Linked DNA regions of Homo sapiens: region 1 is linked to region 2. Evidence: chromatin contacts called from ENCODE Hi-C or POLR2A ChIA-PET data. All regions are on one chromosome and are shown on one strand. Each heading gives the region's core, a stretch centred on a gene start or an enhancer-like site at or near the end of the contact. The rest is flanking DNA. Distances are from core to core; before and after follow the strand shown. Region 1 overlaps LOC107986674 (a long non-coding RNA gene). Region 2 has its middle 270 kb from the start of LINC01615.

Region 1 (4,748 bases), core at 295-2,794, 1.1 Mb before region 2:
CCTCAGATGCAGACCCCAGCCCCCAACCATAACCCTCTCAGATGCAGGGTCTAGCCCCCCACCACAACCCTCTCAGATACAGGGCCCAGCCCCCCACCACACCCCCTCAGATGCAGGGCTGCAGCCCCCCACCACACCCCCTCAAATGCAGGGCCCAGCCACCCACCACACCCCCTCAGATGCAGGGCCCAGTCCCCCACCAGAACCCTCTCAGATGCAGGCCCCAGCCCCCCACCACACCCCCTCAGATGCAGGGCCCAGCCCCCCACCACACCCCCTCAGATGCAGGGCCCAGCCCCCCACCACACCCCCTCAGATGCAGGCCCCAGCCCCCCACCAGAACCCCCTCAGATGCAGGCCCCAGCCCCCCACCACACGCCCTCAGATGCAGGCCCCAGCCCCCCACCACACCCCCTCAGATGCAAGGTCCCATAACTCCCTAGACACGGGCCCCAGCCCCCTATTCCCCCCCAGACATGGGGACCCCAGCCCCAGAAGGTGCCTGTTCAAAGGGAGCTCCGGGGTCCCGCTGGGCACCTGGGTGTGCTCCTGGACGCTGCCTCTGGGCACCACAGGGAAGGTGTTGAGGATGGACAATGCATGGGGCCAGTGGTCCAAGAGGAAGGACCCGTCCACTGGGGCCCAGGGCAGGTGCCAGGCTCAAGCGCAGAAGGCCTCTGATCCCAAGGAGGCAGCGCCGGCACTTTTGGAAATGGAGCAACATTTGGAATGCTTTAGGACTTTCTGTCCAGTAGGATTTGAGAGCAACTTTTAGTAGAATGAAAAAGAAGAGAGTGTTGTGAGGCGCTGCCTTGTAGCTTCCCGGCCGTCTGCCTGTTGAGTCTGTGTTCTCGAGTTCAGGATGAGATTTTCTCAAAGGCGGCACATGCAGCTGTAGCTACTTAGCGTCCTGATTTCAGACGAAGAAAATGCAGGGACGACTGAAAACACAAAACGGATACCACATTTGAATTCGGTGGCATGACCTGCAAAAGCGGACCCCAGCGTCCCCTCCTGCCGGAAGCAACTGAACACAGGTGAAGTGGGCGTGGCTCAGCAAGGCCTGGCTGGTAGGGTCGGCTGAGGCCGGAGGTCAGCAGCCCTGTTGGTTGCTGGCTGGGTATGGGTGCCTTGAGGAGGTTGCCATTAGCTCTGGGTGATGCTGGTGGGGCTTCAGAGACCCTGGTCCGCTGCTGAGTGAGGTCCGGACCCTCAGGACAGCCAAATTTGTTTCCATCCTGCATCAACACTTGCCACCCAAAACTCTGCTCTTGTGTCCTCAGCCCCAGCCCACCCAATCCTGAGGGCTGAGGTGGCCCTCCCCTCCACGCCCCCTCACCTGAAAGCCTCCTTGGGGCCTTGGCAGCAGCAGCCAGCTCTGTGGGAGGGAAAAGGAGGCTTGTCCAAGTGAAAGCCAAACACACAGCCACCCCCCCTTCACCCAAGTTCCCTGTGAATTTGCGTCTTTCTGCAAAACTCTACCCAAATCGTGTATGTGGAGCAAGACTACTGCCGGCCCCTCCCTCCCTCACCCTGGAGGCTGCAGTTCACGTTAGCACAGTGAACACTCTTCCGTGATTGCACTAAAGAAACTTGCTTGTCGTTTTTAACCCAGCACTTCCCAAACTTACTCGCATGGAGCTCTTTTCTTGCAAAACGCGTATTAACATTTGGTGGAACACTTGTACTCCTGAAAGCACAGCAGCGGCAATTCTCGTCTATAAATGGTTTTGAATTTAACAAATGCCATTCAACGAGGTTTTTCTTAACAGATTTATTGAGATATACTTTAAATGCATACAATTCTGTGTTTTTAACATACGAAAAGAAATCAAGCTGTTATTAGCAGTTACTTCCTGCTTCCTCTTCTCTCCTCCCCTGGCAACCCTAATCCACTTTTATTTCTACAGGTTTTCACTTTCTGTACATTTCACATAAACAGAACAATGCAACATTGGTCTTTTGTGGCTCTTTCACTTAATTTTTTCAGGTTCATGCATGTAGCATGTGTTTGTAATTCATTCTTTCTTTTCCTTTTTTAAATAATTCATAGATTCACACATCATTTCTTTGTAATGGCTGAATAATATTCCATTGCGTGTGTTTGTGTGTGCATTTGTGTTTTTGTATTTTTGTGTGTTTTATGTGTTTGTGTCTTTGTATTTTTATGTGTTTTTTTTGTTTTTTGTTTGTGTGTGTGTATGTATGTTTGTATGTTTGTGTTTGTATGTTTGTGTGTATGTGTTTGTGTGTGTGTGTTTGTGTTTTTGTATTTTTGTGTATGTTGGGTGTGTTTGTGTTTGTGTGTGTGTGTGTCCCACCTTATGTCCTTTCATCAGTTGATGGGCATTTGGGTAGTTTCCATTTTGGGCTATTTTGAATAGTTCCCTATGACATTCTTTGTTTTAGTATGTGCTCTTCTTAGACACAGAGCCAATAGGATGCATGTACAGAGAGAAAGATAAGAAGGGGATTTTTTAGCGGAATTAGCTCATGCAATTTTGGAGGCTGAGAAGTCCCATGACAGGTCATCTGCAAGCTGGAGAACCAGGGAAGCTGGTAGAGTGGTTCAGTCCAAGTCTGAAGTCTTCAGAATCAAGAAAGCTGATGGTGTAACTCTCAATCTGACACCAAAGGCTCAAGAGCCCAGGGGGTCACTGTGTTAAGTCCCAGAGTCCAAAGGTCAGAGAACCAGGGGTTCTGACATCCAGGGCAAGAGAAGAAGGGGTCCCAGCTCCCCAAGAGAAAACAAGAATTCAGTCTTCCTCTACCTTTGTTCCATCCAGGCCTTTAGCCCAGATCATTGAGGGCAGATCAATGCAGGTGGACCTTCCCCACTCAGTCCAACAACTCACACCTCAGTCTCCCCCAGAAACACCCTCACAGACATACCTTGGACAGATCAATCATTCTAATCAAATGCCAATCTTCCTAGGTTTCTCTTTTGGCAGAAGAGGGATGGGCTCAGTGCCTCCTGGAGTACTGAGGATGATCAATGGCCTCCCAGCTACCTGGGCATCTCTTGATCCAGTCAGGTTGACACTTATAATCAACCATCACAAGTCCACCCCTTGTCAACTTGGCACCCACATGCATCTCCTTAAACCATATTTAATCTCTTAAAAAGATAATGACAAGGTCATAGTTCCACCTAGCATGATACAATTCGTACAATAAAAACACACTAATTCCTTCCCCAGAGGAGGAAGTGAAGTCCTTGAGTGACATTTACTCCTCTCCTGTAACTTAAACACTATGGTGTAAAATTAACAATACTTAAATACTGATGCAAACTCAATACATCTCATATGATAAAGGAGTAAGATAGAAAAGAAGAAAAATTTGCCTAATATATGTATATTTACATGCAAACATATTCGTAGCAACACAGGGAGAAAACACTCATGGCAGTGGCAGCCTTTGATTCTGTAACTGGTCCCGTGGGTGTAGCTGGTGCTCCTAATGACCTTCTACCACCTGCTGTGTTCTGTTTGCCTGCAGCAAGACCTCAGCTGGTTGCCGTGCTGTACCTGGCAGGGTGACCCAAACCTTCATACCTGAAAGGCCTGGGACATTCATAGCCTGCCTGGATTGGGTTGTGGTCATTTCCCATTGACCAGAATCACAGGCATGGTAACACCAAGAGATGCCCTAGAGGATCTCCTATTTCTCCCTTGTGAAGGAGTAGGCCAATTTCTTCTTGGTATCAGGTCAGACAGCCAACACTTTGACTCCCTTCTTAGCATGACTCTGAGGCATGAGAAGCCCAAAGTGGTCAGATAGCATCTTAACTTCCAGTTCAGTTGAATTATTGTTGTATCTCCTGGTGGTAGCATTTCTCCCTATGGAAGGAAGACCTCTAGGCCAGCAGAGCATAAAGTTGGAAATAGGAAGTAATAACTCCTCTAGCAGGTCACTAGGGGTGATGGATGGTGAGTGGTGGTCAGAAGCAGTGCTGTATGGAGTATCATGAAAGGCCAGAGAACCTGGAGTTCTGACATCCAAGGGCAGAAGAGAGAGCAAGAATTCGCCCTTCCTGGCTCAGTGCCTACCAAATCATTGAAAATAATTCTTTGCCAACCATCTGGGTATTCCTAATCCATTAAAGTTGACACCCAAATCATCTCATTCCTGTACATGTTTTTGTGTGGAAATATGTTTTCATTTCTCTTAGATGTTCACTTAGGATTGCTGGGTCAAGTGATAACTATGTGTTTAACGTCCAAAGAACTGCCAGATATTTTCCAAAGTGGCTGCACCGGTTTACATTTCCATCAGCAAGGAGGGCTCCAATTTCCCAACATCCTTGCCAAGACTTGTTATTGTCTGTCTTTTTAAATACAGCCATTCTGATGTGTGTGAGGTGGTATCTCATTGTGGCTTTGATGTACATTTCCCTAATGACTAATGATGCGGAGTATCTTTTCATGTACTTATTGTCCACTTCCATATCTTCTTTGGAGAAAATGCCACTCAAATCCTTTGCCCATTTTGTAATTGGGGATTTTGTTTTTCTTATTGAATTGTAAGAGTTCTTAATATATTCTAGATACATGTCTCTCATCAGATCTATGATTTGCAAATATTTTCTCCCATTGCGTATGTTGTCTTTTTACTTCTTTGATGTCATCTATTGAAGCAAAAAAGTTTTTCATTTTGGTGAAATCCAATTTACCTATATTTTTTCTTTTGGTGTTTAAGAATGCATTGCCTAATCTAAGGTCTTGAATAGTTATTGCTATGTTTCC
Region 2 (4,744 bases), core at 2,134-4,633:
TATTATCCAAGCAGTTAATAAATCATTTTGAAGGAATGACTGAGTAAGTGGTACATTTGCCACTATGAGCTAAGCTTAGTCTTCATGACAAAACATAAGAGTTGGTGAATAGCCTGTGGGACTAGAAAATGTGAAAGTGTTTCTTGTAACCAAGTAGCCAGTGTTTGTAGAGAACATGTGAGAAACTTCCCTCTCTATAGATGGGCACAAATGTATTTCAGTTTTAATAGATGTTTAAATATATTAATTGTGTTAAGTCACAAATTGATTATGAAAAGCCTTAATATGAACATTAATACTGATCAAGCCAAAAATTAACCTAAGGAATGAGTAGAGATGATTGGATCAGAAGAGCCTGTCATACGAACAGAGATCACATGATGTCTAAGAAAGAAGAGAGAGGATCTTTTTATTGAAGATACATTGAAAGGGTTTTTGTTTATAATGATGGCTGAAAGGCTCCCATCAGAGCCTATTCACCTTGTTTGAGATAACAGCTATGAGTTTTCTTTTGTAGTTGTTCTTTTGTAGAACTACTACCGTACTCCTAACACACATACACACACACACACAGAGAGAGAGAGAGAGAGAGAGAGAGAGAGAGAGAGAGAGAGAGAGAGAGAGACATATAACAGTTATCTGGAGGAACAGAGAAAAACCATAAGCTGGCAAGTCCTGAGTGAGAGTTAACATTTGAGGAAATAAAGTGGTAAATGTCTTGGGTAGTAGGGTACTCATTAGTTGCCCTCCCCACAAAAGAGAGAGAGAGAGAGAGAGACAGACAGACAGACACACCTGGTTTGTAGTTTGTCAAGTACCATGGTATAAATGGTCCCACCATGTTTAATCAACTTCTGGTTTCAAGCTACAAATGATGGAACAGCCAGCTTGGAAATTGCAGAATGTTCAACAATCACTCTTGCAAATCAATGCAAGCTGGTCCCAGAGCACCCTGGGGTGGTTGTCCCATTTCCGTGGTCTGTATGTAGCATGAAGGGAGGCCAAGTTTACATCATGCTCCAAAGCAGGCAGTTTCTGGGCTGGAATTAGCACTTGGAGGAGAGGAGTTGGCACAGAGTGAATATACCAGCTTCACAGCTTCTACCCCAAGGCCAGGCTCCAGCAGGCCATGTGGGGCAGTGAAACTCCAGTAGGTAACCTGCAGTCTTTCTCATCTGAAGAACACCGCAGGGTAAAATTGGGGGTAACCATAGACACAAAGACATTAAGGAGAAATCTGTGGAGAAAGAGACAGAGAGGGGCATCCACGCATCTTGTATATAAATTCTACCCTAATACCTGATGACCCCTGAACTGTGCATATGCAAGACACACCTCCAGCAGCCCAGCTAGAGATGAAAGGTCTGAATTGAGATTTGACCTGCTGTCCAAAGACAGAGCCTGCAGTTTGCTTCCAGTCAAGTGAGTGTCCGCTCTACCAACAACAGCAATGACACAGCTGAGCACTGTTTGGAGGAATACAACAGAACCCAGAATCTGAACACGTGACCTTCAGTGTCCAGGACAGTGGCAAAACCTTTACAATCTTCAACCGAGGAAACAGAAAAATAGGACCCAATCCCAGAAGAAAAGTGTCAGTGGAGACCGACCTCCATGTTGTAATTAGTACACTATTCCTTTAAAGCAAGTGTTAATAGTATGCTCTGAGACATAAAGAAACATAGATTCATAACAAATTGAAATATGGGATCAGTTTTTTCAAGGGACTTGTTGGAGAGCACAAGAAGCTGGGGAGAGCTTCAGGCTCCTGGGGAGGGAGAAGGACTGGGGGAAGGGACCCGGAGGGCAGCATGGTTCTGCAAAAACTTCAGCCAGGCTGGTGGAGGGTGGTTGAGCCTTGCCTTCAACACCACAGTCCTATTCTGCCAGGAAGGGTTCACTGCGGTGTTCCTGCTCGAATTAATTCCTGGTTGAAAGCAGATGGAGAGGGGAGAGGACTGAGGCTGCCCACAGCCTGTCACTCTTGGAGCCTCGAGGAGGGTGTGGGGGGCAAGGGAAGGCAGGAGCCCAGCTTCGGGGGCCACAGCCACCGTCCCGGCAGGAGACAGGAAGGTCAGTGGAGCAGTGATGGGAAACACCAGGCAATGCGGGGCTCAGGGCCAGTGCAGCTTCCTCTCTAAATGGAATGTGAACATGAGGGATGGGGCGCAAAGCTGATTGGAGAGAAAACCCTGGGGAATGTGTGAAAACACCTGGGTCCTGGCTGTAGAGGAGAGGTTCTAACGCAAGCTGAAGATGGCCTGTTCCTCTGAGAGTCTGAAGGTGGGAGTGGAGGGAAGGGTGCTGTCCTGACGTTGGAAAGTGTAAAAAGAGAGGGTGATGGAGGTGTCCGGTTCCTGCCTTCTTCTCAGGGCAAGAATCAAGTTCCGTGAGTACACAGGAGAAGGAACAAAGTGATTTCTTGTAGTTCTGAATACACACTCGCAGAGGACACAGCACGGCACTGTGGTCGGCCCCTCAGACACTCATTTAGGGAGTAAAGGGATGGGGGAGAAAAAGGGAAAAGGGAGGGTGGGATGGGGAGAGAAAAGAAAGAAGGAAGAGAAGAAAGCAGGAAGGGAGGGAAGGAAGCAGGAAAAAGAGACAGGCCTAGAATTCCAGAGTTTCAGGGAACGGAGAGGGCATCTAATCAAAACTTCATCCTCATTCATCTGAGACGCAGACCTGCACAAGAGACCGCCGAGTCCTGCCACACCGCTGCCGGCAGCAGACCCCAGCACACGTGTGGATGAGCAGAAAGGTGATGGTGGTGACCTCACAACACATTTCTGTTTCTGCTGGTCAGTGCCAGTTATGGAAAAGGCAGAAATCGAAAGGGAAGAATTGTGGACTTTGGACTCCGGCAGATGTAAGGCAGGCCCTAGACAAAGGCCAGCCTGTTTCCTTCTTAGTTGATGGCTTATTTATCCGGGACACACACACACACACACAGATATGCACACACAAGAAAACATGCAAGCGATGCACGTGCACACACATGCACACACATGCATGCACACACATACACACACATATGGATACATACACAGACGCACACACATGCATGCACACATACACAGATGCATACATACATACACACGTATGGATGCACACATACATGCACACACACACAATGTGCACACACATTTTCACTCGTGGAGACAGTGAGTGTCATAACATTCTTTTTGGATGTTAAATACATTTTTGAAAACGTGCACAAAGGGGGTTTTCACAGGGCTTATTACCCTTTTTAAAGTTCATAAGCTGCTGAGATCTGATAATGAAGCCACACACCCCGGAGGCAGACAAACAGGAAGGGAAATAACCGGAAGGGCAACTTTTCACTTCAGGGGACGACGACCAGGCACCGAAAGGCAGGTTTCAAGTGCCCCCTCGTGGCCAAGCCTGGACACTGTGCCAGGACAGAAAAGCAGGCAGCGCTGTTTACAGAATGGGGCAAACGTGGTTTAATTTGTTGTGTTATTAAAATTCATTAGATTGAACCGTCTGGTCTTTAAATGATGAATATTATTTTCTTTAACAAATGCTAAGATTTTAATAAGACCCCATAAGAATAAATAAGGAGAAATAACACAACACTTCACAATATGTAGGTGAATAATTTGCCCAACATGGCAGAATTTTGATTCCAACTTACTCATCTAACCTCATATTTTGCACTGGTAAGTTATTCTGTTTAAATTGAGTTCAAAAGCCTAGTGAGTAAAAGTGACCACATGGTAGTCACAAAGATGAAAACCTATCATATTATGAAATCAAGACAAAATGTTATTAGCTGGTTAAGGGGGATGCAGAGAAAAGAACTAAAATAAAATAGTCTTAGAAGTGAAGACAAGGGTTTCTCCTCAAAAATTTTAGGATCTCAGGACAAATCATGAACATCATAAACCAAAATACTTTGTATTCAAAAGCAATTGTACTTGACAAGAATAATGTCATAAGAAAATAAAAGGAAAAAGGCAAATTTTAGGAAATTGAGGGAAAATGAGAGAAAATGGGGAAAATATTATATATATATATATATATCCAAACACAGAAAACAGAAATATGGATACTTAAGTTTAGACAGGCCAAAGAAAATAGGAGAAAGCCGTTTTAAAAATATTATTGTAGGCCGTGCGCGGTGGCTCACACCTGTAATTCCAGCACTTTGGGAGGCCGAGGCAGGCGAATCGCCTGAGGTCAGGAGCTCAAGACCAGCCTGGACAACATGGTGAAACCCCATCTCTACTAAAAATACAAAAATTAGCTGGGCATGGTGGCAGGTGCCTGTAATCCCAGCTACTCAGGAGGCTGAGGCAGGAGAATGGCTTGAGCTGGGGAGGCGGAGGTTGCAGTGAGCTGAGATTACACCACTGCACTCCAGCCTGGGCAACTGAGCGTGACTCTGTCTCAAAAAAATAAAAATAAAAATAATTATCATAAGAAAGCCAGTTAGAGGCTCAATGCAGCCATATCGCCCACGCCCAGGTCCACGGGTCGCAGATGGAAGAATGAAAAACACACAGTCTACACTCAAGAAGACAGTGCCTGTCCACACACGGCCCAGGAAGCAGAGGTGTCAGAGCTATGAGTCAGGTCCTGCACTTGGAAGGGCTTTGTCTCACATGCCCTTCACACAGGGAGGATGGGGTACGGGATAAAGGGACCGGCTCAGCATCGGAGAAGCCCTGGCCCCACCACTGGCTCAGCATCAGAGGAGCCCTGGCTTTGATGTGTGATG

What was found. Hi-C counts contacts between places; a loop is a spot of excess contacts on that map. ChIA-PET counts read pairs that join two places held with the same protein, here RNA polymerase II (POLR2A). Pooled maps may share reads with other maps.
Region 1: a loop to region 2 is called in a map of CD4-positive, alpha-beta memory T cell, with 9 times the contacts of the local background. The contact joins two enhancer-like sites. A Hi-C loop is called at or near these places in 1 of 168 maps with a recorded cell type or tissue (CD4-positive, alpha-beta memory T cell) and 7 of 50 pooled maps. POLR2A ChIA-PET finds 5 or more read pairs at or near these places in 1 of 52 experiments (activated CD4-positive, alpha-beta T cell).

Annotation. Positions count from the first base shown.
Region 1 is chr6:169,952,652-169,957,399 of GRCh38, reverse strand. It overlaps LOC107986674 (a long non-coding RNA gene), which reads right to left. Exons shown (of 5, transcript XR_001744483.2): 5 at 2,128-4,748. Among named protein-coding and RNA genes, the nearest start is that of LINC00242, 160 kb to the right of the region's middle. Within about 2 kb of position 1,544, at least 2 of the 41 ENCODE cell types and tissues checked have a DNase peak (open chromatin) inside an H3K27ac peak, as active enhancers do.
Region 2 is chr6:168,893,855-168,898,598 of GRCh38, reverse strand. No RefSeq gene overlaps it. Among named protein-coding and RNA genes, the nearest start is that of LINC01615, 270 kb to the left of the region's middle. Within about 2 kb of position 3,383, at least 6 of the 41 ENCODE cell types and tissues checked have a DNase peak (open chromatin) inside an H3K27ac peak, as active enhancers do.